Regions from separate parts of the Homo sapiens genome. Here region 2 is linked to region 1. A link is a loop called in an ENCODE intact Hi-C map of the cell type or tissue named here. Cell type or tissue: endothelial cell of umbilical vein. All regions are shown on one strand. Each heading gives the region's core, and the rest is flanking DNA. Links, peaks and the distances in the headings are about the cores only. Region 1 has its middle 33 kb from the start of LNCOG. Region 2 has its middle 19 kb from the start of BBS10.

Region 1 (4,403 bases), core at 192-4,191:
CATTTAGGAATAACAATATGGAGGGAAAAAAGTATAAAATGAAGCTTGAAGGTGGTTGGCATTTATTTTCCCTCATCTCTTAAAATGTTGAAGACATTGCATTCTATTTCAATATAATATATTTAGTGTATTAACATCTTCACCAATTACACTAAGCTATCTGACCTGACCTCTACTTAAGATAAATGCTTTTTTGGTGATTTCCTAATGTCATTACTATTATATACAACACAAAAAACAAATGTGGTAGTTATTCTTGATTGGATCCTAGATTTAAAAAACAGAACACAAAAAAAAAAACCTCAACAGGGCATTTTAAAGACAATGGAGAAGATTTGAACATTGGGTAGATATTAGATAATTTTATTATGTTAACGTAAAACTTCTTTGGTGTGATAATAGAATAGTGATTATAAAAAAGAATGTCCTTTCTCTTAGAAAACAATGGTGAAGTACTTGGAGATGGAGTCTCATGATGTCTGCAATACACTTTCAAGTGGCTCAGTTTTATTTATTTATTTACTTAGAGACAGGGTCTCGCTCTGTCACTCAGGCTGGAGTGCAGTGGCCCAACCATGGCTCACTGCAGCCTAGACCTCCCAAACTCAAGTGATCCTCCTGCCTCAGCCTCCTGAGTAGCTGGGACCACAGATGTGTGCCACCACACCCAGCTAATTTTTCAATTTTTTGTGGAGACAAGGTCTCACTATGTTGCCTAGGTTGGTCTCCAACTCCTAGGCTCAAGTGATCCTCCCACCTTGGGTCCCCACAGTGTTGAGATTATAGGCATGAGCCACTGCACCTGGCTAGGCTCAGCTTTAAAAAGAGGCACATTGCTGCACAGGCAGATAGGACGTAGATAGACAGATAGACAGACAGACAGAGAGAGAAAGCAAATGTGGCAAATGCTGACAATTATTGTATGCAATTAGCGTATCCAAGCCATCCTGTCCTAACTCTTGCCATGGTTGGGACACAAATGCAAATGAAGACTATTCAGCCACGTGCCTAAATACTTAAAGTTTTATAAGGCAAGTTAACAAAATAAAAAAAGATGTACTAACTGTTACTTTGACCGCATATCTTCATAATAACTTAGAAGCCAAGATCACATTTAAAATTTGCAAACTCCTATAAGATTTATGCTAGCACACAGCAATGCAAGGAGAGCCAGCCTCCAGTCATCTGGCCAGGAGCTGGGTTTCCCTTCTCCTCCTAGCCCTCGGTCCATCCTGCACATATGTGTGGACACCCCAGTTCATATGTTCAAACACCATCCATGCTACAGTTATCCACTCCCACTCCCACTCCCACAGTTGGTCCTTGGCCACCTTTTGGTCTAGGAGTGTGCATAGTGAATATGGTCTAACCTCAAGTAAGCAGACTCCAAAAAGATGAAAGTAGCAGGGATTCTGTACTCTAGGATATCTGAATCATGAAATAAAAATAATAAGGAGAGGTGGGAGATAGGCCCCAGATGGACATGCCCGTCAGCCAGAATATTCCCCAGCCCTTGGGGATGGGCAAGGCTGAGGACAAGCAAAGGAGATCTGTAAAGTGTGGGGCAGTACTGGATTTAGGTGAAGTGATATGGATTTTTGTTGAACGTATTCTTTCAATTTTTTTCCAGGTTTATTGAGGTATAATTGACAAATAAAAATTGTATATATTTAAGCATACAGTGTAATATTTTGATATATGTATATATTGTAAATGAGTACCACAATCAAGCTAATTACCTCACATTGTGTGTGTGTGTGTGTGTGTGTGTGTGTGTGTGTGTGGTGAGAACACTTAAGATCTACTCTTGAGGGCGTGGTGGCTCACGCCTGTAATTCTAGCACTTTGGGAGGCCAAGGCAGGTGGGTCCCTTGAGCCCAGGAGTTCCAAACCAGCTGGGCAACATGATGAAATCCTCTCTCTACAAAAATTAGCCACGTGGCATGTCTGTAGTCCTAGCTACTCAGGAGGCTGAGGTAGGAGGATCGCCTGAGCCGGGGTGGTCATAGCTGCAGCGAGCTGTGATGGCACCACTGCGCTATAGCCTGAGCGACAGAGCAGGACCCTGTCTAAAAAAAAAAGCATACAATGCAATATTATTTGCCATAGTCATCATGCTGTACATTAGAACTCCAGAACTTACTCATCTTAGAGCTGAAACTCTGTACTCTTTCACCAGCATCTCCCCATTTCCCCATCCCTCAGTGCCTGGCAACCACCATTCTGCTCTGCTTTTGTAAGTTTGATATTTTTAGATTCCATATATAAGTGAGATTACGCAGTATTTATTTTTCTTTCTGTGCCTGGTTTATTTCACTTAACGAAATGTCCTCCACATTCACCCATGTTGTCCTAAATGACAGGATTTCCTTCCTTTTTAAGGCTGACTCATATTTCATTGTATTATACACACACACACACACACACACACACACACACACACACACACACACATATATATATGCCACATTTTCTTCATTCATTCACAGATGGATGCTTAGCTTGATTTCAAATCTTGGTTATTGTAAATAATGCTGCAATAAACATAGAAGTGCAGATATCTCTTCAACACACTGATTTCATTTCCTTTGGATATGTACCCAGAAGTGAGATTGCTAGCTCATATGGTAATTCTATTTTAATTTTTTTGAGGAACTCCTGTACTATTTTCTATAATAGCTATACCAGTTTACATTTCCACTAACTGTATACAAGTATTCCCTTTTCTTCACATCCTTGCCAACACTTGTTATTTGATAATAGCCATTCTAACAGGTGTGAGGTAATATCTCATTGTGGTTTCGATTTGCATTCTCCTGATGATTAGTGATGATGAGCAGTTTTTCATATTCCCCTTGGCTATTTGTATGTCTTCTTTGGAGAAATCCCTATTCAGGTCTTTTGCCCATTTTTTAAACTAGTCATTTGTTTTCTTGCTTGTGGAGTTGTTTGAATGCCTTATATATTTTGGATATTAGCCCATTATCAGATATAGGGTTTGCAAATATTTTCTCCTATTTCATAGGTTATCTCTATTTTCTGTTGATTGCTTCCTTTGCTGTGCAGAAGCTTCTAAGTTTGATGCAATTTCATTTACCTAAAAATAGGTAAATTTACCTATTTTTGTTGTCTAGGATTTTGAGGTCATATCTGTATGGTTTTGTTCATATCATTGTCCAAACCAATATTCATATGCTTTTGTTCATATCATTGTCCAAACCAGTGTCAGCTTTCCACTCATGTTTTCTTCTAGTGGTTTTACCGTTTCAGGTCTTATGTTTAACTCTTTAATATATTTTGAGTTAATTTTTGCATGTGGTGTGAGATAAGTGTTCAATTTTATTTTTCTGCATGTAGATATTCAGTTTTCCCATGATCATTTATTGAAGAAGCTCTCTTTACCCCATTGTGTGTTCTTGGCACCTTCGTCAAAGATCAATTGACCACAAATATATGGATTTACTTCTGGGCTTTTTATTCTGTTTCATTGGTCTGGGTGTCTGTTTTTATTCCAGTACCATACTATTTTGATTGCTATAGCCTTGTAGTCTATTTTGAAATCAGGTGCTGTAATGTCTCTTGCTTCATTCTTCTTCCTCAAAATTCCTTTGACTATGAATTTTAGGATTGTTTTTTATATTTCTTTGGAAAATGCCATTAGAATTTTTATAGAGATTGGATTGAATCTGTATTATTTTAGGTAGAATGGATTTTTTAACAATATTAATTTTTCCAATCCATGATCATGGAATAGTCTTTCATTTATTTATGTCTTCTTCATTTTCATACATATTTTATAGTTTTCAGTGTACTGTCTTTCATTTTGGTTAAATTTATTTCTAAATGGTTTTGTTTGGTTGGTTGGATTTTGTCTTGAGACAGTCTTGTTCTGTCACCCAGGCTAGAGTGTAGTGGTGTGATCATAGCTCACTGCAGCCTTGAACTCCTAGCCTCAAGTAATCTTTTTGCCTCAGCCTTCCAATTAGCTGGGACTACAGGCAGGGTCTCTCTCTGTTGCCCAGGCTAGAGTGTAGTGGCACAAACATGGTTCGCTGCAGCCTGAACCTCCCAGGTTCAGGCAATCTTCCCTCCTCAGCTTCCTGAGTAGATGGGACTACAGGTGTGCACCACCATGCCCAGCAAATTTATTTTTATTTTTTGTAGAGATGAGGGTTTTACTATGTTGCCCAGGCTGGTCTTGAACTCCCAGACTCAAGCAATCCTCCCACTTCAGCCTTCCAAAGTGCTGGGATTATAGGCCTGGGGATTGTTTTCTTAATTTCTTTTTTGAATAGCTCTGGTTAGTGTACAGAAATGCAACTACTTTCTGTATGTTGATTTTGTATCCTGTAACTTTACTGATTTTGTTTATTCTAACAGGTTTTTTGATGGAGGAGTTTTCA
Region 2 (4,403 bases), core at 294-4,293, 100 kb after region 1:
AGGAATTGTGGGATTATTTTTATTTTTATTTTATTTATTTATTAAAAAACAGAGATGGGTCTCATTATGTTGCCCAGGCTGGTCTCAAACTCCTGGACTCAAGCCATCCTCCCATCTCGGCCTCCCAAAGTGTGAGAATTAACAGGCATGAGCCACCTCGCCTGGTCGTGATTATTTTTTAAAAAATTTATAAGAGGGTCAGGCGCAGTGGCTCACACCTGTAATCCTAGCACTTTGGGAGGCCAAGGTGGGCGCATCATGAGGTCAGGAGTTCGAGACCAGCCTGACCAACATGGTGAAACCCCGTCTCTACTAAAAATACAAAAATTAGCTAGGCATGGTGGTGCGTGGCTGTGTCCCAGCTACTTAGGAGGCTGGGGCAGGAGAATCGCTTAAACCCAGGAGGCGGAGGTGCAGAGAGCCGAGATCACGTCACTCCACTCCAGCCTGGGCAACAGAGCTAGACTCCGTCTCAAAAAAAAAAAAAAAAAATTATATAAGAACACCAAGCTCCAAGCTCCATAAAGAATAGTTCCTTCTTTTCTCCTTCCTGAAGTGAGACTCATCTATTTTCATAGCTTTAACTATTATCTCTATGCAGCTAACTCCTAAATTCAATGGATATTTATTGCATTAAAAATGACTATGCCAGAGAGTTTAGAGAACTTGGTGGCTGCAGTCAACTGAAGGGTGGCCCCCAAAAATATGTCCACACCCGAATCTTTAGAACCTGTGATTATTACCTTATATGGCAAAACATGTGATTAAATTAAGGATTTTTGAGAGGATGATCTTAGCCTGGATTATCCAGGTAGGCTCTAAATCCAGTGATAAGCATCCTCATAAGGGTGAGGTCAAGGGAGATTTGACAGGAGAGGAGGACGAGGCAATGTCACCATAGAGACAGAGCTGGACATGATATGACGACAAACTAAGCTGCTCCTGGAGCTCCCAGAAGCTGGGAGAGGTAAGAAACAGATTTTCCTCAAGAGCCTTCTGAGGGAGAACAGCCCTCCAATGCCTTCAGTGAGATTTCTGGCCTTCAGAACTGTGAGAGAATAAGTTTATGTTGTTTTAAGCCATCCAGTTTGTGATCATTTGCTTTTTCATTTTTTTGGCAGGTGATGGGGTCTCACTATGTTGCCCAGGGTGGTCTTGAACTCCTGGGCTCAAGCAATTCTCCTGCCTCAGCCTCCCACATAGCTGAAATTACAGGCATGTGCCATCATGCCTGGCCTGATTTGTTAAGCAGTCACAGGAAACAAATAAAGTGATAGGGAGGACCCTGAGATAACTGCTAATTTGGGGTTTGAGTGATTACAATAGGAGATGGCGCCCTTTTCCAAGTGTGGAAATAGAAGAGCAGGTTGAAGGAAGAAGCTGGTGAATTCAGTTTTGGACATGCTGAGTGTTGGAACAATCTTCCATGGGTCTCTTGTGATCCTTTACATCTGAATATGCTAAGAATGTAAGGCCTTGACAACTCTTTTGTTTCATTTTTGAGGCAGGGTCTCACTCTGCCACACAGGCTGGAGTGCAGTGGTACGATCTCAGCTCACTGCAACATCCGCCCTCTGTGTTCAAGTGATTCTTGCACCTCAGCCTCCTGAGAAGCTGGGATTACAGTTGCCCGCCCCCATGCCTGGCTAATTTTTGCATTTTTAATAGAGATGGGGTTTCACCATGTTGGCCAGTCTGGGCTCAAACTCCTGACCTCAAATGATCCGCCTGCCTTGGCCTCCCAAAGTGCTGGGATTACAGGCGTGAGCCACTGTGCCCAGCTGGCCTTGACCACTCTTTACCTGGGCCATATCTCAGCCTTCTTTTTGCAGTGAGCAACCTTGAAGGACTCCTTCCAGAACAGGCAGCAAGCTTGCTCATTGCCTGCTATAAAATAGTAGGTTCCTCAAGCTTCCTGTCCTTTCTTGTAACACAATCAACTGCATGTGCAGGCCTCCATCGGGCCCCCCAATTCATCTTCATGGGATTTGGGGTGCAAGGGTAATTGATGCCAGCATGCTAATGCTCATGCTGCTTGCTGTGCTGTGAGTAAAAAGGACCTTTGTCTCTGACTCAGTTTCTTCTGTCTGCATCCATAAAATAGTAACAGGCTAACTTATTTGCTTGAAAGTAGTATAAAATCAAAAGTCAACTGGACCCTGAGTTGAGGGGCCTTGGGGTCTTCCTGTTTCCTGGAAACACCAACTAGGGAGTTGAATAAATAGGTCTGCAGCTCACCAGAGACATTTGGGCTAGAGATAACAGATTTGGAAATTATCAGCTGAGCAGTCATAGTCAAAGCCAAGAATTTAAATCCTGCTACCCAGGAAAATTTTATTAAGTGAAAAGAGGAGAAGAAGAGAAGAAGAGAAGAGGAGAGAAGAGAAGAGAAAGCTAAAGAAACCTGAGGAACACTAACATTTGCGGGTCAAAAAGAAGAACTCAAAAATTAGACAAAAATGATTCAAATATTTTCCTACTGACTCAGCTTTTGTATCTCAGGAATCCTCCACTTACTGACTTTGACTCCTTCCCCTGCATCTAATCAGTGTCAATTCCAGCTAATCTTTGAGTCACACTTTGTCCCACGCCCATCCCTTCTTCCCATTCCTATCTGACATTCTAGTTTATACTCCACATCTATTGCATCAGTTCTTTGCCATAACCTCTTAATAGGTCTCTTTGCTTCCTGCTAATACCCACTAAAATCCATCCCACACAGTGCTGCCAGGTTAATTTTCTTAAAATATTCCTTGGGTTGACTCACTCTTCCTTGTTAGAAATGGTCAATATTTCCCTGGTATGTCATGATTCCTATTCTGTTTTTCTCTACCCATTGATCCTGATTCTTAATGAAAAACAGGAACTGGCATCATAGGGAATAAAATTTAACTGTGAGAGACAAGAAAAAGGACAGGGGAAGGATAAAAAAGAAAAGGAGAACTTAGGTTGTGAGGAGAGGTTGACTTTGCTGGGGGTATTGGAAATAAGTCTTGTTCGGGGATATGCAAACTATGGCCTGCGGGCCAAATGCAGCCTGCCACCTATTATTGCTAATAAAGTTTTATTGAAACACAGCCATATCCATCATTAACATATTGTCTATGGCTGCTTTTGTGGCTACAGCTGCAGAGTGAAATAATTACAACAGATCCTATCCGGCCCGCAAAGACTAAAATATTTACTATCTGGTTCTTTACAGAAAAAATTCGCCAACCCTTGGTCTAGTTATAGCTGCAATATGTGAGAGATATTAGACCTCAAGAAATGTAGAAAAGGATATTATAGGAAATTATGCTTGGGATTACCAATTGGATAGATCCCTGTGGACAGCCTTTGAAAGATTCCAGCAAAGATTTGAATTACTTTTAATTGCTGGACTGTTTCTTTGAATATATTTTCTCAGACTCTGCGCCATGAGGCAATCCCAATTAAATGTCCTTTGTGTATTGATCCCTTAGCATCTTTATTTACATTATTTCTCTCTCTTGAAATTTCCCCTCTAGCTTACTTTCATGTCTGGCTTATTCCTTTACATCCTTTCCTTCAAATTCCGACTCAAGTTTACTTTCCTTTGATAAGCTTTCTCTGTCCTTTATTGCCCACAGTAAGCTCTCACCTCACATGATAAAAGCTGCATTTAATCAGCACTCCCCCATTCAACCTTTACATACCGCTATGTATTTTTGGTTAATCTTTTCATGGTGTGAGGCTTTCTCCCTATGAAATCACAAGCTTATTGAAGTCAAGAACTGTGTCTTACGTATCTTTTCATCCCCCACAGCTTCTGGCAAAGGGAATTGCATAAAATTGTGCTTGATAAATTTGCTTATAATTAGTGAAAGCAGGAGAAATACAAGAAAACAGATTTTCCAACTTCCAAGCCCTATAGAAGTGCTATGCCCCAACACTGTGACATATTAATGTCTGGCTCAGTTTTTAAGCAACTGAATTTGTTAGGTAAAAGTCCCAAATCTTTTAATGAGAACATGAAGGTGATTGGGCTATGATGTCTGTCACCTTGTTGGCTGCTAGGCTTGATTTTGTGCTCCCTTGCTCCTGAACCTCTCCTGAAGCTGCCTGCCCAAAGAGAGGGGTAGGGGGTCTTCCATACAAGTGGCTAACAGGTATATCTAAAAGTGCTGCACATCACTAATCATCAAGGAAATGCAAATTAAAACTATAAGGATATATCACTTCTCACCTGTTAGAATGGCTACTATCAAAAAGACAAACGTTAACAAGCATTGACAAGAATATGGAAAAAAAGACAACTTTTGTACACAATTGGTGGGAATGTAGATTAGTACAGCCATTATGAAAAACAGTGTGGAGATGTTTCAAAAAATTAAAAATAGAACTACCATGTTTCAGTAATCCCACTACTGGGTACATATGCAAAG

What was found. Peaks named below come from ENCODE experiments on the same cell type or tissue, not always from the same donor. Only the 100,000 strongest peaks of a DNase experiment are listed, where the experiment ranks them.
Region 2: it touches region 1 in a loop (2.9-fold over the local background); 1 of 110 quality-filtered maps calls a loop at or near these places.

Annotation. Positions count from the first base shown.
Region 1 is chr12:76,224,363-76,228,765 of GRCh38, forward strand. No RefSeq gene overlaps it. Among named protein-coding and RNA genes, the nearest start is that of LNCOG, 33 kb to the right of the region's middle. In endothelial cell of umbilical vein, for the core only: no CTCF peak of the experiment used is centred there; a DNase peak (open chromatin) is centred at 2,309; H3K27ac peaks cover 1,463 bases.
Region 2 is chr12:76,326,751-76,331,153 of GRCh38, forward strand. No RefSeq gene overlaps it. Among named protein-coding and RNA genes, the nearest start is that of BBS10, 19 kb to the right of the region's middle. In endothelial cell of umbilical vein, for the core only: no CTCF peak of the experiment used is centred there; a DNase peak (open chromatin) is centred at 2,651; H3K27ac peaks cover 1,167 bases.